3 separate regions of the Homo sapiens genome follow, and regions 1 and 2 are each linked to region 3. A link is a loop called in an ENCODE intact Hi-C map of the cell type or tissue named here. Cell type or tissue: heart left ventricle. All regions are shown on one strand.

Region 1 (8,000 bases), 110 kb after region 3:
GAGATCGTGCCACTGCACTCCAGCCTGGGCAACAGAGCAAGACTCTGTCTCAATGAAAAAAAAAATTAATAAATAAATAATAAAGATAATTTAAACAGCAGAGAGTAGGCAAGCTCTGAAGCCCCACGAAGACTCTGGGAGGCCCAGGTGGGTGCCATAATGTAGGTGCTTCTGTCCTGGGACCAGCATGGAGCAAGTGATGGGTCACTGAGAAGGAACACAGCAGGGAGGCAAGTTGGACATAAGCAAAAACAAAAGGGGGTGGCAAGTATTTCCCTGCCACGCACATAAGTGGCCCCCATAAACTCTTCCTTACATGACCTAGATGAAAAGAATGTATCAAAGTCATTCATCATTGCTTCCTTCAGAGGTCAATACAATTTTCATGCCCCCCTTTAATATGTTTACATCCATTAAAGAGCAAAATTTTAGCATTTTCTCTGTGACTTGCATATTTTCCAGAATCTATAACATCCAGAAAGAATAGTAATTCCCTTGCCTGTAACTTAAAATGTCAATAAATCCTCATTATTTTTAATCCTTAGGTTCAAAGTTGCTAAGTGGAAAGAAATTCAAGTTGGAGACGTCATTCGTCTGAAAAAAAATGATTTTGTTCCAGTAAGTGAACAAATTCTGCTTCTCTTGTTCCTTGTTCTCCCCCAGCCCCTGTGCTCGGCTTTTCCCTCAGGGTCTCGGTGTTATTTGTGTGTTTTGTTTTGGACAGGCTGACATTCTCCTGCTGTCTAGCTCTGAGCCTAACAGCCTCTGCTATGTGGAAACAGCAGAACTGGATGGGTAAGTGTGTCTCGATGGGCCTGATTTAAAGCTGGCCTTTGAAGGCACATTCATTCCACTGAAATCGGGGCATTGTGGACCAGACGGCTTGATATCTGGCCTTGCCTCTGCCACCTGCTGCTGTCCCTACTGATCTCACCTTTGCGCCTCTGTGAAGTGGAGCTCTTACTACCTGCGTTTCTCCACCTCTCAGGGAAGGTAAAAGGATCAGACAGGAGCATATGTGTCTGAGCCCTTTATCAACTGCTGAGCAGCGTCCAGACAGATATGAATAATATCGAGGTTATTATCTGTGTCAGAGAAAGGAACAGATTTTTAAAGTCTTTACCAATAGGCAATTTATTTATTTATTTTTGAGACAGAGTCTCACTCTGTCGCCCAGGCTGGAGTGTAGTGGTGCTATCTCAGCTCACTGCAACCTCCACACCCCCTGGGTTCAAACAATTCTCCTGCCTCAGCCTCTTGAGTAACTGAGATTACAGGCTCCAGCCCCCACACCCAGCTAATTTTTGCATTTTTAGTAGAGATGGGGTTTCACCATGTTAGCCAGGCTGGTCTCGAACTCCTGATCTCAAGTGATCTGCCCACCTTGGCCTGCCAAATTGCTGGGATTACAGGGGTGAGCCACAGCAGCTGGCCCCAGGAGGCAATTTTGAATTCTCCTTGTGTTGGTTTTGGTTACTATGCTATCATTTAAAAGAGAATGAAGTTCTGTTTTTGACCAGTTTTCTGACCAGTTTTCAAGGCATTTATTGAGTGCTCACGAGGTTGCCGGCACTTTACATATTAGCTCATTTAATCCTCTAAACGACCATGTGAGACGAATATTATTCGTCTGTATTACCCATGAGGAATCGGAGGCCCAGGGAGGTGCAGCAGCCCGCCCAAGGTCACACAGTAAGTGGTAGAGTCGGGACATTGCTCCCTCTGCTCCTCGCGCCTCACGCTCCAGATGTGCATACACTGCTTTACAGAGAGCGGAAATCATGAGACTGAAAACTAGGGCTGTCATTGCTTCATAGATCAGGCAATTGACTGTTGGAAATCTATCACACTTTTTTTTTTTTTTTGGCGGAAAAAAATACTTAAAGCCAATTAACCACTTCTTAATTGTACAGGCTAATTGGTTAAAAACCAATTAACCACTTCTTAATTGTAAAGGCTTAACTGACAAAGACACTGCATTCTCTTTAAGGCCCCGAGGCTATACCCAAATTGGATTATGGGCAGTTGCCTGATAGAGCTTTCTGTTGTCAGGTTGGTCTCAAACTCCTGACCTCAAGTGATCTGCCTGCCTCTGCCTCCCAAAGTGCTGCCATTACATGCGTGAGCCGCGGCGCCCGACTGTTTATTCTCAACTATAAAACTGCTATTATTTCCATGAGAGATTCTAAAGCTTTACAAAGACATAAGATCCTAACATGCCCTGCCAGAACAGAATGGTGAGGTTGAGAATGAACTTCCCTAGGGAAAATTCCTGAGTATTCGTGAATCCTATATAAAGCCTTCAGTCGTGAGACGGCAGCCTCACCCTTGAGAGCACCTGCCCCGGCCTGCCCTTGTGCCCACCCACGACCTTACCTTGCACTATGGTGGGGCAGTTGGGAGTAAAGCTAAGACTTCCTTTTCCAAATAAAATTGTCTTTCAAAAACATGTGATCCAGTTATTCACTCTGGAAAAGAATTTGACAGAGGCGAAACAGAATTTCTGTAACAAATATGTGTTATAGAATCATTTTAATGTGATTAAATATTAGACACTACATTTTCAAACAGCACTTTGGTAGTCCTAGCTGATGGTAAAGTTAAAGTTAATGAGAAGGATGTTTGTGGGTACCTCTGTCCTAACCTTCACAACAACAAACAGTGAAGGGAACCAACATTTCCCAAGGTCAGAAATTTTCTCGACTTCAGGGGATAACCTTTTCCAAACCTGAAGTTCCAAGGTGAACAGAGTTTGAAAATAGAAACAGCTAATTATTTAGGCTTCATGTCCAGGTATGGCTAATGTAACTTTGGATGATTAACTTCCACTTTGAACTCAAAAATTTGTTCATTTAATTCATTTTTTCCCCATTCCTTTAGAGAAACCAATTTAAAATTTAAGATGTCACTTGAAATCACAGACCAGTACCTCCAAAGAGAAGATACATTGGCTACATTTGATGGTTTGTACCAAACATGTCTTACTTTGCTTTAAATTTTAGTTGCTTGGTTCAATTCCTATTGATTAAAACCAGAAAGACTTTTGTATGTGATTAATTATGTGAATCTTATATTTTTAAAAGGTTTTATTGAATGTGAAGAACCCAATAACAGACTAGATAAGTTTACAGGAACACTATTTTGGAGAAACACAAGTTTTCCTTTGGATGCTGATAAAATTTTGTTACGTGGCTGTGTAATTAGGAACACCGATTTCTGCCACGGCTTAGTCATTTTTGCAGGTACGTTCAGAGTTTCTTGGGAAATTAATCAGCTATGATCTTTAAAGACTTAGAGGGGATTGCTTTTCTGTCCTTTGTCCATCAAAACCAAAAGAAGAGTAATAGCATCATGAGCTTTTTTTTTTTTTTTTTTTTTTTTTTGAGACAGAGTCTCACTCTGTAGCCCAGGCTGGAGTGCAGTGGCATAATCTCAGCTCACTGCAACCTCTGTCTCCTGGGTTCAAGTGATTCTCCTGTCTCAGGCTCCAGAGTAGTTGGGATTATAGGCATGTGCCACCATGCCCAGATAATTTTTGTATTTTTAGTAGAGACAGGGTTTTGCCATGTTGGCCAGGCTGGCCTCGAACCCCTGACCTCAGGTGATCCGCCCAACTCAGCCTCCAAAACTGCTGGGATTACAGGCGTAAGCCACCATGCCTGGCCAAGAAGAGTAATTTTATTGGTGAGCTAGTGAATTGATTTTTCCCAACTGATGACTACATTGAATTTTCCATTTTCAGGTGCTGACACTAAAATAATGAAGAATAGTGGGAAAACCAGATTTAAAAGAACTAAAATTGATTACTTGATGAACTACATGGTTTACACGGTATTTATTTTTCATCTCAGTAGATCTCTCATCTAGATTGCTGTCTTTTGCACTAATATTATCGTATGTTTTTCTAATACAAAATCTTACCTCTTTAGGTGGAATAGAAAAATTATTGGGCACTCCAAGCTTCAAATGCAGGAAGAAGGGATTTTTTTTTCCAGAAATGCCTTACTTTTTCTCAGAAATGCCACACTTTTAACAGGAGAATTCCCTTGGGAAGGGAAATTTCGGTTGTAGGGTGCCCTGAGTGCTTTGATGACGGGAACTGGAAAACCAGGAAGCCCTAGATAAATTAGTGAAGCTGGACTCCTGAAGTCAATGTAGGGTTGATTTCATTGCTGTTACTTTCCCATAGAGGCAGTTCTCTTAGAAGCAAGCCTCCCCCAGCACCCCCAACATATACTGTATAGCTCCAAATACAAGGCAAGGCTAAAAATAAAGTATGTCGAGGACACTCAAGACCACTCCCAGGTTTGATGATTCACTGGAAGGACTCATAGGCCTCAGCACATAGTCGTATTCACAGCTGTGAGTCATTACAACAAAAGGACACAGAGCAAGATCACCAAAGACTCATGGAGCAAAGTGCAAAGGAAACCAGGCACAAGCTTCCAAAAGTCGGCCGTCCTGCCCCCACTCCCCACCAAACCACACACACAATAGGCACTTAATTCTCCCAGCAGCAATTAATGACACCACATGTGAAATGTTGTCTATACCAGGGAAGCTCATGAGAGACTCAGTGTCAAAGGTTTTTAACAAAAAAACTCTAGACTCCCCAAAAGAATGCAGATGGTCAGCATAAACCATGCTGTTTGCACAGTTAGGCATCATGAGTTTTTTTATTATTATTATTATTTGTTTTTTTTTGAGATTGAGTTTCACTCTTGTTGCCCAGGCTGGAGTACAATGGCATGATCTTGGCTCACTGCAATCTCCGTCTCCCAGGTTCAAGTGATTCTCCTGCCTCAGCCTCCCAAGTAGCTGGGATTACAGGCACCTGCCACCACACCTGGCTAATTTTTGTATTTTTAGTAGAGACGGGGTTTCACCATGTTGGCCAGGCTGGTCTCGAACCCCTGACCTCAAGTGATCTGCCTGCCTCGGCCTCCCAAAGTGCTTGGATTACAAGCATGAGCCACTGCACCCGGCCCATGAGCTATTCTTATCAGAGAATAAAAAATAACTGGGAAATCCTCCAAACATCTAAGTTACCAGATACCAGCCCAGGGCGAACCTTGCAAGCCGGCCTTCGGAGGAAGCAGTCTCAGACCTGCTATGTTTGCTCTTTTCTGCCCACGTGGTGACCCCAAATATTAAGCACTCCTTCTATTTCCCAATGAAAAATTTTTTCAAGTATTTAATTCAATTTGAATGCATACTTCTAAAACTTATTCTTTGATTGCATATACATGTTTAAAATCACATAAAAATAATAATTTAAGAAACATTTTCCCCTGCTTTCTCATTTCATGAAAATTGTATTTGAACTTTTCACATTCATCTTTGGTGTCATGGTTGTGGTTATCCACTCTCAAAGAGCCTGTTTGGCACTCTGCTCTTTCCACGACAAAGTTGTGAGATATAGCACTTTTGGACTCCATGTCCAGAAATTTAAATTTGTCTCTGGAAATTTTATTCCCACTTGCGAATCTCCAAGTACCACTAGGATGGTTGACTTTTTATTCCTTCCATAAATATATGCTCATAACTTCTACAACATAATACTTATCATATTGCTTCTTAAGTGATCTTATTTTACAATGTCATGCAATACTTATGACATTACACCTTAAGGAATAATCGCCCAAATATAGGTGAAATTTTCTTGCCCTGAAAAAAAAATTCTGGCTGGGTGAGGGCCACCTGTAATCCCAGCAGTTTGGGAGACTGAGGCATGCAGATCACTTGAGGACAAGAGTTCGAGACCAGCCTGGCCAACATGGTGAAACTCGTCTCTACTAAAAAGACAAAAATTAGCCGGCCTTGGTGGCGCGTGCCTGTAATCCCAGCTACTCAGGAGGCTGAAGCATAAGAATTGTTTGAACCAGGGAGGTGGAGGTTGTAGTGAGCCACAATGGCACCACTGCACTCCAGCCTGGGTGATACAGTGAGACGCTGTCTAAAAAAAAAAAAAAAAAAAAAAAAAAAAATCTGTTGAATATCTTCTATAAGCATTCCAGTTTTCCAGTTCAGCCTTGTTGGAAGTTGTTTCATGCTAAGTAAGATATCTTCCCCAAACAGTATGTTATTGTTCAAAGTAAACGTAATTGAGAGAATGCCCTGTAATATAAGATTCTTCAAGGATTTGAATATAAGACACCACCTTCTCTTTGGAGAGATAATTTTGGGAACAAAACCTTACCTTCTATGGGAGATGTAGGATACATCAGTCAATTGCAGCAATCAAATAGACTTTCAAAGCGTTATGATAGTGCTGTTTTTATTTGACATATATTATTTTTCAGACTACTAAATTCTCAATCATATGAAGTATTGAGTAAGGTTAATTAGCATCTAGGAAATGCAAGAGGTTGGAAATCCATCTTCAGAATGCATTTAAATGTTTTCTGTCTTCTAGATCTTTGTTGTTCTTATTCTGCTTTCTGCTGGTCTTGCCATCGGCCATGCTTATTGGGAAGCACAGGTGGGCAATTCCTCTTGGTACCTCTATGATGGAGAAGACGATACACCCTCCTACCGTGGATTCCTCATTTTCTGGGGCTATATCATTGTTCTCAACACCATGGTACCCATCTCTCTCTATGTCAGGTAAGGCTGTCCTCTCTGGCATTTTGCTTTAATGGAAGAATGTTGTACCTTCTCCCAACATAGTGCCTTCATTTCTAGTGATCACTGTTTCAAAGGTCACAAAGAACAGGTAAGAAAATCACGTTCATTTCAGAATTGAGGGTAAGAGAGGAAAAGGAAATTAACATTTGAGTATCCACTCTGTGCCAGGCACCTTTTATCTCATCCTGTTTGCAGATAAGGGTAGGGAATTTCAAAGATCGATTGCTACTCCTGTAGTCATTGTCTTATTAGTAAGGTTCCCTTCTCACCGGGTTCCAAAGCCCAGACTTCAGAAAGGGACTGGGAGGAGGGGAAGATTTAGCAGGTGATGGAAAAACTTAGTTTTCCCTTTTGGAAGTGGTCCTCACCTCTTATCTGAGCCTTTATTATCATCTGCCACACCCAAGGTGGAGAACTTGTGCTTTCCGGCCACTACCTCCTAGTAGGAAAGAAACTCCCTGTCCTTCATCAACCTCTCAAAATGTTCTCTTTTTCATCTCAAATCTCAACCACAACAACAAAGTCAGGGGCATATCTCCGATAAGTGGTAAGCAGCTGATTTGGTGATACTTCTTCATTTTTTACTTTTACTTTTTTTTTTTTTTTTTTTGAGATGGAGTTTCACTCTTGTTGCCCAGGCAGGAATGCAATGGCATGATCTAGGCTCACTGCAACCTCTGCCTCCTGGATCCAAGCAGTTCTCCTGCCTCAGCCTCCTGAGTAGCTGGGATCACGGGTGCCCATCACCATGTCTGGCTACTTTTTTGTATTTTTAGTAGAGACAGGTTTCACCAAGTTGGCCAGGCTGGTCTTCAACTCCTGACCTCAGGTGATCTGCCCACCTCACCTCCCAAAGTGCTGGGATTACAGGCATGAGCCACCACACCCGGCCTTTTTCTCTTTTTAATATGAAAGTTCACTGCCCTTGGCCAAACTGACTTTGAGACCTTTTTGGGAGGGATAGTGCTTTGGAATAAACCCAGCAGCCAGAGTTCATTCTTAGTTCTGATAAAGAATAGCCCAGAGACATAGGAATCACATACACACCTATAATTAGAGGCATTTATTTTATTTTAGTGTCATTATATGTGCATTTGCTTTATTTTTAATTTGATTACATGTAGTTACTGTTGTTCTTTTAACATGAAGGAAAGCCCTGGGGCAGCCATCTGTTCCACAGCTACTTTGAGAAAAACCGAGTTGAGTGTTACCTTTGTCAAGGGAACTATTACATAGATAATTTTGCCTAAAACCATCAATGTGTATTATAAAAGAAACTGTATACATAATTTTATATAAAGGTATGTCATGTGACAAATACGATTTCTTTTTTCTTGGAGATAAAGGTCCTTTGAAAACATGCTGGAGCAAGT
Region 2 (8,000 bases), 140 kb after region 3:
TGTGGTAACTCACATCTGTAATCCCAGCATTTTGGGAGGCTGAGGCAGGAGGATTGCTTGAGCCCAGGAGTTCAAGACCAGCCTGGGTAACATAGTGAGACCTCCAATGTCTATAAAAATAAAAATTAGCCAGGCATGGTGGCATGCACCTGTAGTCCCAGCTACTCGGGAGGCTGAGATGGGAGGATTGCTTGAGCCTGGGGGGTCGAGGCTACAGTGAGCCGATACTGAACTGCTGCACTCCAGCCTGGACAACAGAGCAAGACCCTGTCTCAAAAAATATATATATAAAAAATCAAACTTTGTTGTGTTTATTTCCTTCTTTTACTACCAGTAAGAACCCCAGAAGGCAATATCAAGCTTTACTGTAAAGGTGCTGACACTGTTATTTATGAACGGTTACATCGAATGAATCCTACTAAGCAAGAAACACAGGATGCCCTGGATGTAAGTTTCACTTTTATTCTTTCTGCAAGGGATTCTGAACTTACTCTCTGATGCTGTCTGTTAAGTTTGCATGAAAGCTGTATGTTAACTGCTGACCCTCCCTTTGCTTTGCAATAGTTGGGGTGGAAAGAGCAGTAAAGTAGGAATACAGCCACCTGGGTCCCAGTTCTGCCCCTGCCACTGACTTCCTGGGATATCACCATGGTGCCCTCTCCCAGCATGTGGGTCTTCAAGGTCTATAGGACTGAGGCAGGGGAATGGCTTAGCTCTCTTCCAGTGGCCTTGAGCAAGCTACATAACCATACTAGGTTGTAGTCTTACTATGTGTGTGGTCCCCAAGACCTCCACTAACTTCAAGTTGTAGTGCAAAGGAAGGAAAGCATTCATATGTGACAGGATGACAGAGCTGACTATAGGTCACATCTTGTCTAGCCAAGATGGCAGAAGCGGTTCAACTGATTGAGTATTTGGTGTCTCATGCCTGTAGTCCCAGCACTTTGGGAGGCCAAGGCGGGTGTATCACCTGAGGTCAGGAGTTCAAGACCAGCCTGGCCAACGTGGTGAAACCCCGTCTCCACTAAAAATACAAAAAAATTAACTGGGTGTGGTGGTGGGCACCTGTAATCCCAGCTACTTGGGAAGCTGAGGCAGGAGAATCGCTTGAACCCCAGAGGGAGGGGGTAGAGTGAGCCGAGATCGTACCATTGCACTCCAGCCTGGGCGACAAGAGCAAAACTTGGTCAAAATAAAAAAGATGTGACTATAAAGTAATGAGATGTTTACTGGTTCATGTTGAAACTGTTTAAAATGTTTAAATCAGGCTGGGTGCAGTAGCTCACGCCTGTAATCCCAGTACTTTGGGAGGGTGAGGTGGCAGATCACGAGGTTAACAGATCGAGACCATCCTGGCCAACATGGTGAAACCCCGTCTCTACCAAAAATACAAAGATTAGCCAGATGCAGTGGCACCCGCCTGTAATCCCAGCTACTCAGGAGGCTGAGGCAGGAGAATGGCGTGAACCAGGGAGGCAGAGGTTGCAGTGAACCGAGATCGCACCACTGCACTCAAGCCTGGGCGATAGAGTGAGACTTCATCTCAAAAAAAAAAAAAAGAAAAAGAAAAAGAAAAAAAAAGAAAATGTTTGAATCGTTCATCATGGGAAAATTGCCAGATACTCTTTTCCATTAAAAGCTTTGACCTCAGCTTTAACAATGGCTTGTGTATTTTAGAATTGGTTTGAGGGAATAATGCTTAGTGGAGAGTTCATAGGTGATTGGACTTGTATCACAGTTTGTTGGAACAAGTTATAAAGTTGTCAGGTTCGTGCTTATGTCATTACACCCCAAGGCAGCTCCCTTGGTCTGATATTTTCCTAGTCATGAAGAGAAAAAGAGAAAATGAGAAAATGAGAAAGGTAATAGAAGATTTAGAAGAAAGGTAAGCTTTTCCCTTTGGAAACTGGAAGTGCAGTCCTGGACCCTATAGAAGTTTAGAAAAGCAAAGTCTATTATAAAGTGATGTTTAGGCTGGGTGCAGTGGCTCATGCCTGTAATCCCAGCACGCTGGGAGGCTGAGTTGGGCAGATCACATGAGCTCGTGAGTTCAAGACCAGCATGATGAAACCCCATCTCTACAAAAAAAAGTACAAAAATTACCAGGCGTGGTGGTGCACACCTGTAGTCCCAGCTACTTGGGAGGCTGAGGTGAGAGGATGGCTTCAGCCTGGAAGGCAGAGGTTGCAGTGAGCCGGGATTGCATCACTGCATCCCAGCCTGGATGATAAAGCCAGACCTTGTCTCAAAAAAAAAAAAAGTGACATTTAATCCCCTCTCTAAAGTGTATTTGTACAGAATCTGTCATGTTTAATGATCTCTTTTTAAATTCTGTTAGTATATTACTTCAAAGTAAAATTTCAGACTTGATCCTGAATTACATAAATTAACTATTCTTTGCATTGGTGGATTTATTTTTTTAAATAAAACAGATCTTTGCAAATGAAACTCTTAGAACCCTATGCCTTTGCTACAAGGAAATTGAAGAAAAAGAATTTACAGAATGGAATAAAAAGTTTATGGCTGCCAGTGTGGCCTCCACCAACCGGGACGAAGCTCTGGATAAAGTATATGAGGAGATTGAAAAAGACTTAATTGTGAGTTTTAGCCTTAATAACTTTTTCTTTGATATTCTAAGCAGAATTGAAATTTTTATTAAGTTTTATTGAATATTTGATCTCATGCTTAAGAGATAATTGTAACTTCAGCATTTGACACTGGCACAATGGAAGAAGGTTATTTCTTTTATTCACCAAAATAGGAGCAGAACAGAAGTTGCCATTATGAGAAACCAAAAGACAAAATACATTAGGAGAAGTTCTAATTTAATTCCATAATTTGTATATCACTTATTAAAATTTATTATAATTTTTAAACAATAACAAACCTGCATCTAATACTTATTACATTGGGGGAATTACCGAAACAATTCATATTCTGCAAAATCTTGAAATAAGAAAAATATATTGTTTCTAAAAGTTTTCCAAATTTAATACATAGTTTTTGTAGGGTTTAGATAAGTGGAAAATATTCAACAAATAGCTAGTATTGCAACTGGTTTACGGTTTATGTCAGTATAAAGCCACAAATACACAAGAAAAGTGTATTTTTAACATCCTTGATTTTGTACTTGCATTTTTGTCTTGGTAAATTAAATAGTTCATCCTTTAGGGAAAAAGTTTTTAGGTGTGTTGGTTTGCAGTAATTGTGAAACATGGCAGCCTTCCCTGTTAACACTGGCCATTGGCCCCAGGAGAGCAGCAACCAGGATGTATAATTAGCCCTTCTTTTTACAGGTTGGCAACCTGTAATTACAGAAAACTTTTGGTTTGTTTGCTAATTCCTTTTTTTTTTTTTTTTAATATACATTCTAGCTCCTGGGAGCTACAGCTATTGAAGACAAGCTACAGGATGGAGTTCCAGAAACCATTTCAAAACTTGCAAAAGCTGACATTAAGATCTGGGTGCTTACTGGAGACAAAAAGGGTAATTCATTGTGCAGGGAAGCATATCTGTTAATTCACAAATATTTATAGCTGCCGTTTCCTTTGCCCAAGATGACCTCCTCAGACTTTTCATCCTGTACAAACACTGTTTCTTTGGACGGAAGATGCTTTTTCTGAGAAACCCTCCTCTGTTTTTCCAGCACATTCTTCTGCATCCTTTCCTGATCCCCCTCAGTAGCAGTTTCTTCCTTATAATTTAGCTCCTGGCCATGTCTTGCTGATTATAATTGGTCTTATCTCTCCAGCCAGACGTGGGTTCCCGTCCTGAAAGGGCCATCCCTCTTGTCCCTCTGTCCTTCCAGTGCTTTGACATTTGGTGGGCACAGAGTAGAACAATACAAAGTACTGAACAATAACTTTGGTTTTCTTGCCAATTTTATTGCTTGGCAATAAAATTGTATACCTAAGGAAAGAACGATTTTAATTTTTTAACTTTAGAACTCAACAAGCACTTGTTTGGTATTGATACTTTACTTTGTAAGCCTTCCACAAGAAATCAAATAATGTCTCTTGCGCTGAAATCGTCAACGGGTTACACACTCTGCAAAGTTATGGGAAGCACAGCCCTGACCTTAAATAAATGCCAAATTGGGTGGTAATTTAAAAGGAAAAAAAATCTTCACGTAAGGGTTGGTGGAAATTATTATGCTTCCCTCTGCCCCCGCCCCCCGCCAATAACAGAGTAATTGAACCAGGAACTGAGAGTGTTTAGTAATTTAATGAACATTGGTTTACTAAATAACCAGTTTATATGTTTGATAATATAGCACATTTTATTATTGAAAACATTTCAAATTAGACTTTGACTTTCACTTGTTTTATTATGGAGAAAAGGATTTTTCTTCTGCATGTGATTCCTACAGATTGCTATAGAAAAATAGTGTGTTTGTGTGAATCTGGTTATGTTCATGAACTAAAAAATATCATTACTAGGTAAAATCAATTATTCAGTTCAACAGTAAGAATGAGCCTGGCAAACATGACAAAACCCCATCTCTAGAAAAAACACAAATTGTTTGGTGGCTTGGCAGCGAGTTGCGTAGTCCCAGCTACTTGGGGGCTGCGGGTGGTGCTGAGATGGGCAGATCACTTGAATCCTGGAGGTTGAGGCTGTAGTGAGCAGAGATTGTGCCACTGCACTCCAGCCTAGGCAGTGGGAGTGAGATGCTGTCTCAAAAAACAAAATAAAATAAAATAAAAACAGCAGGAATGACATTTGACTTAATTTTATTCTATTGTAGAAACTGCTGAAAATATAGGATTTGCTTGTGAACTTCTGACTGAAGACACCACCATCTGCTATGGGGAGGATATTAAGTGAGTAAAAGCCTGCAGTATGAAATTACGTAATAGCTCATCTTTGCAAATGCAAGACTGTCTGTAGAAGATAGCAGATATGAAGAAATAGGGGTTACGATGTGTCACTTGGGGCAGTTTCCTCATGTTTAAATGAGGCAAGACAACAACAGGCAGTTCCAAGTAATCAAGGTGCAGCCTAAATTTGAGCAGATTTTACTTTTAGGGAAACTTGGGGCCCTTCAGAGGCCATTTTTCTCCATTCCTTCTCAGCTCAGGCCAGGCGCAGTGGCTCATGCCTGTAATCCCAGCCCTTTGGGAGGCCGAGGCGGGTGGATCACCTGAAGTCAGGAGTTCTAGAGCAGCCTGGCCAACATGGTGAAACCCCGTCTCTACTAAAACTACAAAAATTAGCTGGGTGTGGTGCCCGGTGCCTGTTATCTCAGCTACTCGGGAGGCTGAGGCAGGAGAATCACTTGAACCCAGGAGGCAGAGGTTGCAGTGAGCCAAGATCACGCCACTGTACTCCAGCCTAGGTGACAAGAGTGAAACTCTGTCTCATTAAAAAAAAAAAAAAAACTCGGTTCACCTACTAAAAATTCCGTAAAAAGCCTGTAATATCGCTAGCAAATTAATATGAATTATAGTCCTATTTTGCTTTTTCTAGGAACTTTTACTTTTGAAAGGGAAATAGAAGAAAGGAAAAAAAAAACCCAAAACTTTTGCGGGAAGGAAATGTGTGGGTGGGTTACATCATGTAGGTCCCCTGTAATCTAGTCTAGGTGGGGCAGGCCTGATAATTCAAATGTTAGCATATGCTGAAACGTTTGTTAGCTTTGAATCAGAGTCGCAGCAGACCTGGAAATGTATGATGAAAAAGCCCTGTCTTGTTCTGAAGCTATAAATATGCTGCACACAGTTACTGTGATGTGTTTACTGATGGCCTGACAGTTCCTCAAGATTTTTCCCTACAGAGCTTCTCTCAGGCCAGCATGAGGTCAGATTAAACTGTTAACATACACATTTGCCAGGTGTGATAAAGTGATGAGGGAATTGATGGTCAATATTAGTCTTATTTCTAATGATGGTGATAAAGCATTTTCTAGTTGTTCTAGTATATTAGGTATTCCGTCAAATTAGACAAAATCAGTAGCCTTATGATCTAAATCAGTTCCATTTAGAACTGATTTAGTTTATGTGCCCAAATAGAGGTACATAAGCCATGCCCCTTTGTGCTTTTAGGTTTTAAAAAAGTAGCAACAGGCTGGGCACGGTGGCTCATGCTTGTAATACCAGCACATTGGGAGGCCGAGGCGGGTGGATCACGAGGTCAGGATTTTGAGAACAGCCTGACTGATATGATGAAACCCCGTCTCTACTAAAAATACAAAAATTAGCCAGGCATGGTGGCATGTGCCTGGAATCCCAGCTACTCGGGAGACTGAGGCAGGAGAATTGCTTGAACCTGGGAGGCAGAGGTTGCAGTGAGCCAAGATAGTGCCACTACACTCCTGCCTGGGTGACAGAGCAAGACTCCGTCTCAAAAAAAAAAAGTAGCAACAGACAAATAAATGCTTAATGCTTAATGAGTTTACTTTAGTAGTTTTGGGCTTCAAGTAATCTGATTAATTACTATATGGCTTTGTTTATTTTTTGTAGATGGGGCTGTAAAAAAATTTCTGGTCTCTCTTTTGAAAGTCTTAAAAATTGGTCCCGAAGCTAAAGTAAAAGATAAAATGTATGCAAGTAGCAAATGTTGTGACCATGCCCTTAGCTGAGTTTACCTTTATAGAGAGAGGAATCATCTTCCCAGGTGGCTCTTAAATTGATGATTCCTATAAAATGATTTGAATAGAAGGTATCTTCATTTTTTTTCTCTTACGGCCTTTCAATGATTTGTCTTAGTCACTCACTTTTAACTTGAAAATGAGAATTAAATTGATGTGGAAAAGGGATACTAGATACTTAATCCTCTAGTGCAGTGATTCTCCGTGGGGAGTGAGTTTGCCTTCCAGGGACCCTTTGGCACTGTCCAGAGACACTTGCTTGTTTCAGCTGCAGAGAAGTGCTCCTGGCTTCTAGTGGGTAGAGGCCAGGGATGTTGCTAAACATCCTCCAGTGCAAGGGATGGCCACACAAAATAAAGGATTATTAGGCCCAAGACATCAAGAGTGCAAAGGCTGAGAAGCCTTCTTTGGAAGGAGAAGAACAATGGCTTTTTGTATGTAATAGTAAGAGTCCTGAGCCAGAAGTTACAAGATAACTGAGTCCTCATTCTAGTTTTCCTATCAACCTGCAGCAGGCAAATCACATCACCTTCCTCTGGCTTGATTTCCTTATTTGTAACATGAAGAGATTGGACAAGATATTTAAGGTCCCTTCCACTCCAAAATTTCATGACTCATTTTTCTATCACATGAAAGTGTTACACGTAGCCTTGTCACATATATCATTTTAACACAAACATTTAATTTGTTGATATAAAGCACTGAGAATTTCTCAAACACAGATATAGTTTTGTTTATATGAAAATAAGTTTATTCCTAACAAACAATAGCCAGTATTCTAATTCAGATCAAGATTGCCTTTCCTTTTTTTTTTTTTTTTTTTTCTTAGAAAGACTCTGTCACCCAGGCTGGAGTGCAGTGGTGCAATCTTGGCTCATTGCAACCTCCGCCTCCTGGGTTCAAGTGATCCTCATGCCTCAGCCTCCCAAGTAACTGGGATTACAGGCACCGCCACCACGCCTGGGTAATTTTTGTATTTTTAGTAGAGACAGAGTTTCACTATGTTGGCCAGTCTGGCTGCGAACTCCTGACCTCGACTGATCTGCCCGTCTCAGCCTCCCAAAGTGCTGGGATTACAGGTGTGAGCCACAGTGCCTGGCCTAAGATTGCCTTTCTTCTGTTGCTGTGTATACATTTTCAACTGTATCTTCCTTTGACTGTCTTTGAAAAATGATGAATTACATGGTACCCCCATGGTGGATGAATCGAGACATAGTAAAATTACATGTCGCTCAGTTAAAAAAAAAAAAAAAAAAGGGCTGGCCAGGCGTGGTGGCTCATGCCTGTAATCCCAGCACTGTGGGGGGCTGAGGCGGGTGGATCATGAAGTCAAGAGATTGAGACCATCCTGGCCAACATGGTGAAACCCTGTCTCTACTAAAAATACAAAAATTAGCTGGGCATGGTGGTG
Region 3 (8,000 bases):
AAATGTTAGTCAGAAAAAAAGAAGTCATTAAGTAGTAAAGGAAGTGGAAAGCCTTGTAACTTAGAAGGAATGTTGGAAAACTCATTGTGCCAGAGAAAATAGAATATATCATCTGTATTTGTTGTTTTAAAAGCCATTTCGAAGGATGTGGGGCAGATATTTGAAAATTCTAATGTCACTTATTGCTAGGACAGATTCACATAAGAGGTGTCTTATCAGATTTAAAATTCTGGATCTGGTCTGGATAATGACTGTGAAGAACTTTCAACTGAGTTAATCTTGACTGCCAAGCATGGGTTACAATAGCACCTAGTGCAGCATGAGTCTTTCCATTGGCATTAAATGCTTTAGCTTAAACGACCACTGGGCTTAGCAAAGAACTGAATACAAGCAGTATCACCTCCATTTAAACATATCTTTTATCACTTATCTTATCTTGTAAAAAAAAAAATTCCAGGAAATAAATTTTCAGTAAAACTGAGCTAGCTCTCTTGGCAACCTCCCTGGCTTTCCTACCCACATCATGCAAATGTACATAAGACTGCTGCCAAGAAAAGGGGGGAAAAAAGAAACAGAGGAAATTATGAACTACAAAAGTTGAAAATCATTGTTACCCTCTTTTAGAAATGGCTATTTCTGGGCACAATGGCTGCAGTGAGCAATGGTCACCACTGCACTCTGGCCTGGGTGCCAGAGTGAGACCCTGTCTCAAAAAAATAATAAAAAATAAAACATAAAAAGAAATGGCCATTTCTGTTACATTTCGTGATTTCCCCCAGCAGCTCGTTGGTTACTAAATGAGAGTGACTTCTAAATAAAACCAGAGTGTTTATTCAATCCCATCTGAGAATGCTGAGAAAGGGCTGCCAAGGCTGGTGGAATCAGGGCTCTGCCAGGACAAAGAAGTCATCTCTCAGTGACTCATGTAAGATGCATTTTAAAATTGTTGCATGTGAGACACTTCCAGTGATTGCCCTGACAAGGCACCCCAAAATTTGGCATGGTTCTTTCAGAAAGGACAAGGTCGGTTTCCAGGTGAGCTAATTCCTTCATCAGCAACACCAGCTGATGCACTCTGAGAACCTCCTTCCTAAGATGAGGAAGACTTACATAGGGGAAGTGTTCTAGGATAAGGTTGTGGAGTTGTGTGGGTGTGGGTGTTTTGTTTTGGTTTTGTTTTTTTTTTTAATTTTTTTTTTGGAGACAGTGTCTTGCCCTGTCACCCAGGCTTGAGTGCAGTGGTGCAATCACAGCTCACTGCAGCCTTCACTTCCTGGGCTCAAAGGATCCTCCCACCCCAGCCTCCTGAGTAGCTGGGACTACAGGTGCGGGCCACCACACCCAGCTAATTTTATTTTGTATTTTTTGTAGAGATGGGATTTCACCATGTTTCCCAGGCTGGTCTCGAACTCCTAGGCTCGAGCAATCCACTGGCCTCAGCCTCGCAAAGTGCTGGGATTATAGGCGTGAGGCACTGCGCCTAGGATAAGGTTTTAACATGCCTCCATCTGGTGGGTTCCATGCAAAATGGGTTTTCAAAGGATTTGTCTCATCAAAGATGAAACTCTACCTTCTTGCAAGTCATTTTTCAAATGCAGCTTTTCAAGAAGCCTACCCTGACCACATTATTTAAAATTGTGACTCATCCTCCAAATCCTAATCTCTTAATCCTGCTCAATTATTATTAGTAGTAGTATTATTATTCGCTCTGTTGCCCAGGCTGGAGTGCAGTGGGGCAATCTCAGCTCACTGCAACCTCTGCCTTCAGGGTTCAAGCAATTATCTGCCTCAGCCTCCTCAGTAGCTGGGATTACAGATGCCCACCATCACGCCTGGCTAATTTTTTGTATTTTTAGTAGAGACAGGGTTTCACCATCTTGGCCATGCTGATCTTGAACTCCTGACCTCATGATCCACCTGCCTTGATCTCCCAAAGTGCTGGGATTACAGGTGTGAGCCATCGTGCCTGGTCTATTATTTTTTAATGTATAAATCTTAAGCATACAGGTCAATGAATTCTTGCATATGCGTCTACTCGTATAATTATCATTCAGATCAAGAAATATAACTTTTACAGCACTCCAAAAGGCAGCTCCTTCAGGGGCCTTCTCCCAGTCCAGCCTGTTCTATTTTTTCAAAGCATTTGCCACCTTTTAAGATACTTGCCGAGTGCAGTGGCTCACGCCTATAATCCCAGCACTTTGGGAGGCTGAGGTGGGTGGATCATGAGGTCACGAGTTCACGACCAGCCTGACCAACATGGTGAAACCTGTCTCTACTAAAAATACAAAAATTAGCCTGGCCTGGTGGCTGTGCCTGTAACCCCAGCTACTCGGGAGGCTGCGGCAGGAGAATTGCTGGAACCCAGGAGGTGGAGGTTGCAGTGAGCCGAGATCACACCACTGCACTCCAGCCTGTGCAACAGAGCGAGCCTCTGTCTAAAAAAAAAAAAAAAAAAAGATATTTGATTGGCTCATAGATGTACCCAAGCAACTAGAAAACTGCCTGACACACAGTAGGCACTCACACTCAAATCTTTGTTGAATGAAAGAATATTATTTTATTTTGAGACAGAGCCTCGCTCTGTTGCCCAGGCTGAAGCGCAGTGGCACAGTCTCGGCTCACTGCCTGCCACCTCAGTCTCCCAGGTTCAATTGATTCTCCTGCTTCAGCCTCTTGAGTAGCTGGGACCACAGGCGCCCGCCACCATGCTTGGCTAATTTTTGTATTTTTAGTACAGGTGGTGGCTCATGACTGTAATCCCAGCACCTTGGGGGGCTGAGGCAGGTGGACCGCTTGAACTGGGGAGTTCAAGACAAGCCTGGGCAACATAGTGAAACCCAACCCTGTCTCTATAAATAAATAAACAAGTAAATAAATGCAGACATCAGAATGGTATTGATCAGATCTAGGTACAGGTGTAGATTGGATGCGTCCTTGTTTAGTCTCTTCTATGTAACATTTTCTTGGACAGGTTGAGCACTTGGTAGTGGATCTGCAAGGAGGGGGTGCCCCCTTTAGTCTGGAATCCCCTCTTGATTCCTAGGTTTGCTGGCATTTATCCAGATAGGGGCAGAGTCTTCCTAAACGGCTTCCCTCCTTTGGAGTCTGCTGCTCCTTGCATGCCATAACCCAGTCTTGAGAACCTGGCTCACCTTCCATTGCTCCCCTCTCCCAGTCAGTTGCAGGTTGTGGCCACTTCGTGCCCTATCTCTCTTCTGTGGTGTCCCTTGAATTTCCTCCTTTTTACTTCCCCTGGCAACTCCTCCGTATGTCGCTGTCCCAGCCTCTCAAGTGATTCTCCCATCTTCAGTTTTATCCTCTCTAGACTATCTCCCTATTATTTTCCCTAAAACACAACCTTGATCATGCTCATGCTCGGTCCTAAATTGTCAACGGTTTGCAGGTGCTACCAAAAACAAGTCTAAATGTCTTAGATCAACCAGTGTCACCAACAGGCCCTATGTTCTCTTGCATCGGTACCTTTGTTCTGTCGTTAGCTTCAGAATATAAGTGCTGGAAGAGACCATCTGGTCCAATCTCATTTTACAAATGAGGAAACTGAGGCCTGGATAGATTGAGTGACTGACCAGCACCTAGTCAGAGATCAAGTTTGACTCATGAAAAAGAAGCCTAGAGCAGCCTCGGGGTTGGTATCAGACAAGATTCTACCAGTTGGCCACCCGTTGAATACCCTCTCTACACAACTCTGATCCTTAAAGCTGTGGATCTTTGAGTCCCATCAAGCACGGCCTCCTGTAGGAAGCCTCTGTGATGACCCAGTTGGGAGTCTGGACTCTTGGGCATAGATGTGAGCCTCTAGGTGACTGGGAATCGTGTGGGAGTCCTGGCTCCCCTACTGCATTTTAAGCAAACTCTGATCTTTGATTTTCCTCCATTCTTATCCCAACGACTCGGTCCATAGTCGGGGAGCGGCAAAAGTCTACTCAAGAAGGAGGGTAATGTCTATACTGCCAGGGAGGCACGATTCACCCGCTCAGACACCAGCCAGCAACGAGGCGCTGAGTCCAAAATTTCCACCTACACCGCGTGGTTCACGGGCCGCACCTTAACTCCTTTTGACTCCAAACCCAAAAAAACTCGATAGCGTTTGGACTCGGCAGAAAGCCTGCTGGCTGCAATCACAGGATACGTTTCTGGAAGTCTTGAGGCGCAGCCTCTTTCTTCACCCTCCACGCGGCGAACTTTGACGCGCATTCGGTGACCGGTCCCCAAACATGACTTGGCATCAAGAGGACACAGCTCCCCTTACCGAGGGAGCTCAGGTCCCGGGCGCGCCGCGGCCCCGCCAGCTTTCCAGGCTGGCTCAGTCCTCGACCCGGGGTGACGGCCAAGCCAGCCAAGGGCAGCGGGAAAGTGACGCTGGGCTGGAGAGGTGTGGTGGCGAGTGCGGCCCCCGGGGAGCTAAGAGCAGCCGCAGCAACTGGGTCTCAGGCTGGGCGAGGCAAGGGCTCGTAGGCTGGGCTCGGAAGACTGAAAGGGGTGCCCACCTGACTCCAGGACGCACGGAGGGCGTGGGGCAGGAGCTGGACCTGGGCCGCCTCGGGCCGCCCCGGGGCTTGCAGTCCAGCCCCTCTCCGCCCTAGGGAGGGAAAAAGGGAGGGGAGAAGGCCGAGCCCGCCTCCAGCCCCAGCCCCAGCCCCAGCGAGGCTCGGCGGCCGCGGCTGCTGGAGGGAAACCAGAGGCACCTCCCCGAGCGGAGAAACCAGTTTGGCCGGTCCGGCGGAGCGGAGGCAAAAGGGCGGCTGCAGAGGAAGGGTGCACGGACGCGGGGCGGGGAAAGGCGGGGGAGCCACTAGCGAGCCGCGAGAGCCGGAGGTGCCGCCGCCAACTAGACACGCTTCCCCGGGCCCCCGGCCAGCCCCCGTGCGCCATGCAGCGCTAGCGCGGCGGCCAGGGCTGGGGCCGGGCGGGCGGCGGCAGCGGCCAGGTGCGCAGCGAGCGCTCCGAGCGGCGCGCACCAGGCGGATGCCCCAGCCGGGGCCCAGCGAACGCCAGGTAAGCAGGGGTGCGGCGCCGGGGGCCCCCAGACCTTCCCAAGCCCCTTGGCCCGGCGGTGTCCTGCAGGTTCCCTGGCCGCTCCCGCCGCACTTTGGAGATCCGGGATGCGGCGGCAGCAGCTGTCAGCGCCCTCGGACTCCCGAGCCCGCACAGGTGGGATTTGGGTGGAGGTGCTGGGAGCCCCCGAGGCCTCGGGGACGGCGAGACACGGCCGGCTGGGCAGGCAGCGCTGCGGAGAGTTCCGTGGGGTTTTCACCTGCCTAGAGGAGGGAAATCTCGGGGTGTTTGGGTTCTTCGATCGGTAGCGACACACATGTCCGGGGGTTAAGCCAGGTAGGGCTTGCGGCTCCTTGGGGGATGCCGCTGGCTCCTGTGCGGTGGCTACCGCCCCTCTGGAAGACCCCGGTGACCGGGTCCTGCTGGGGCGCTCTTTGGGAGCAGATGCCAACGTGTCCGAAAAGGACTTGCGGGCCAAACGTATCTGACCGCGGCCCACCTGCCGGGAGGGATGGAGGGGGTGAGATCGCTCTCCTCCCCAGCTCCTGTGGCAGGGCCAGGTACTCCCAGACATCTTCCGTGCGCTTTATTGTGGGATGGGGAGGGGAGGTGATGGGGAAGACCGACACCACTGTTTTTCCGGTGACTGTCGGGTCGCGTCCGCCAGCCCCGCTGAGATGGCTGCAGGCATCTCCTTCCCTCAGCAGTTTGGTGCCCTGCGCTGTCACCTCGCTGTGTGCACGAGGAGGGGCAACTTGTTGGGGGGCGCGGGGAGATGTTGCAGAGAATGGCCCAGTGCTTTAACACCCCTCGCCCCCACTTCTCCAACTCCCTCCTTCTCCCCAAAGTGAAAGAAAAGTTCTGAAGTGTCTGCCCAACTTTTCCGACGGAGGCGTGTGCCTGTGGTCCCTGCCGGGGGTTGGTGGCTGGTTGCGGGGGGGGGCGGTGCTCGGAGCGCAGATCCGTGACGGTTGTACGGGGGAGACTGGATTGCAGTAAGGATGCAAATTGGGGAAGGGGGATTGACACGCAGAAGTAAGGAGGACTTGGGCCGCGCTTCTGCCCGGTGAGTACCCGCTCAACCCTACCCGACCCCCTTGGCCTGCACGCGCTGCCCTTGGGGGCTGCAAGCTCTTCCTGGGTAGCTCCAGACGCCGCCGAGTTCCTCTCCCGGAAACTGGCCTCCCTGTTGGCGTGAGAAAATATTCGCTCCCATCTTCCTGGTTGCATTGCCTTCAAAATTTTGCCACTACCCATGGGAAACTAAAAAAAGAAAAAACTAGTGGGATGTTTGGAGATCACCCGGCACACGGTAGGTTATCGATGAAGGTTAACTGCTTTCAGGAACAAAAGCTAAAAAAAACCACGCGTGATAAAGCCTCCAGGGATAGTGAATACGAGCCCGTATATATGGGGGACACGACAGCAAATGTGAAGTAGAAGCGCTAATTTTCGTCCGCTAAGGAATACTTTTGTGTTAGACCTAAGATGCCGTTCATTAATTCTGGGCCTGTTGTTGAAGGCTTTATTAAACCCTATTATAAATGCGCAGACTGTGCACAAGATGATTAATGCTTATTAGCTGATTACTTTCTGGGGGAGAAGTCACGCCTGCCTGCAGTTAACTCCTCTGAATTCTCTTAATGATTTTCATTAGGTGGTGGAGTTTTCCTTGCTATAATTTTGGGAAGGAACATTAACCACTTTGTTCATTCGTCGTTTTCCAGTGGCTGTATTTTAGTAACTTTTAGTGATTCTTTGCGTGGGTTATTAAGGGCCGAGCAAGACTCTTTTGGTTATTACTGTCCAACACAGATGCCACCTGTGTGAGGTCAGCTCTGGCTGCTTTCAAGTTTTCCTTATGGATTTTAAGGAACACACACACCTGTGTGCACATGTTATTACATCCTAGTGATAGAACTGGGAGAGGTTTTGTTTTGTTTTTTGTTCAATAGAAGTTTAAAAATAATAATGTGGTACAGCAAATGGCTTCGCAAAAAGAAGTCTTCGGTGGTAAGGCAAGTTCAGGACTGATTTTATGTTTAATCTGATTTTCAGTCTAGGGGATCTTAGTGCTAATGGAGTCACTACCAGATCTGGCTGTAGAATGTTCTTTTCCTTTCCTTCCGTCCATTCCTCTTTCCTCTTTCTTTTCCATCCTTTTGAAGCAAGGAGTAGTGGAAAATATAAAAATGCCCACAGATTTCAGTTCTTTTCCTTATTAATTGTATAACCTTAAATGAATTCTTGTTTTCTGAACCTCTGTTTGCTGCTCTGTTGAGGGGAAAAGATATTATCAATCTCTTTGGATTGTTGAAAGAATTAAATCAGAGAACATATGAATGTTCTTTATATATAGTCAGTGTTTGAATGTTGGTTTCTTACTTTCTTTATTAGATTGATATCTAAAAATACTATTATTGCAGGTATCTGGTATATTTTTAAGATTTTATTGCCTTATGAATTAAAATTCCATTTTAGTTTTTTATAAGCAACATTCACAGAATGCAGGTAATTCTAACAACTCCAGAGAGATTTTTCCTAGTTACCTTTGCTCTTTAGTGTCGGTTACTGAAAAAGAAACCGATGCACTCATGAATGCAGAGGAACTTGCTTTTTAGGTACCAGAACAAGTTGTTTTTTAAAATTTTTTATAAATAAAATACATAGAGACAGGGCCTTGTTATGTTGCCCAGGCTGATCTAAAACTCCTGGCCTCAAGCAATCCTCCTGCCTTGGCCTCCCAAAGTGCTGGGATTACAGGTGTGAGCCACTGTGCCTGGCCCCAGAACAATTTATGTCCCAAATCTCTCTAAAAAGAGATGCCTTTTAAATTGCTTAAGCACTTAATTTTAGAGTTTATTTGTACACTTGGTTCTAGTTTAGTCTCCTGGAAAGTTTTTCTTAGTGGTGTCTTTAGGTATCTTGTGAGTTTTCAGGTCTGTTGACATTCAGTTAGATTAATTGTATTCATGCCTGTA

What was found. Hi-C counts contacts between places; a loop is a spot of excess contacts. Peaks named below come from ENCODE experiments on the same cell type or tissue, not always from the same donor. Only the 100,000 strongest peaks of a DNase experiment are listed, where the experiment ranks them.
Region 1: a loop joins it to region 3, with 2.0 times the contacts of the local background. A loop is called at or near these places in 8 of 110 quality-filtered maps.
Region 2: a loop joins it to region 3, with 2.8 times the contacts of the local background. A loop is called at or near these places in 14 of 110 quality-filtered maps.

The regions. Positions count from the first base shown.
Region 1 is chr18:57,690,413-57,698,412 of GRCh38, reverse strand. It overlaps ATP8B1 (ATPase phospholipid transporting 8B1), which reads left to right. Exons shown (of 28, transcript NM_001374385.1): 7 at 546-618; 8 at 725-795; 9 at 2,881-2,963; 10 at 3,084-3,242; 11 at 3,743-3,831; 12 at 6,416-6,606. Among named protein-coding and RNA genes, the nearest start is that of ATP8B1-AS1, 64 kb to the right of the region's middle. RefSeq lists an enhancer at 3,527-4,726. In heart left ventricle, no CTCF peak of the experiment used is centred here; no DNase peak of the experiment used is centred here; H3K27ac peaks cover 1,071 bases.
Region 2 is chr18:57,663,915-57,671,914 of GRCh38, reverse strand. ATP8B1 (ATPase phospholipid transporting 8B1) reads left to right here. Exons shown (of 28, transcript NM_001374385.1): 17 at 335-447; 18 at 2,433-2,597; 19 at 3,375-3,486; 20 at 4,748-4,823. ATP8B1-AS1 (ATP8B1 antisense RNA 1) reads right to left here. Exons shown (of 3, transcript NR_164148.1): 3 at 2,632-3,909. Among named protein-coding and RNA genes, the nearest start is that of ATP8B1-AS1, 38 kb to the right of the region's middle. In heart left ventricle, no CTCF peak of the experiment used is centred here; no DNase peak of the experiment used is centred here; H3K27ac peaks cover 1,366 bases.
Region 3 is chr18:57,800,017-57,808,016 of GRCh38, reverse strand. It overlaps ATP8B1 (ATPase phospholipid transporting 8B1), which reads left to right and starts at 4,702. Exons shown (of 28, transcript NM_001374385.1): 1 at 4,702-5,019. RefSeq lists an enhancer at 4,445-5,082. In heart left ventricle, no CTCF peak of the experiment used is centred here; DNase peaks (open chromatin) are centred at 4,706, 5,447 and 5,696; H3K4me3 peaks cover 4,262 bases; H3K27ac peaks cover 5,436 bases.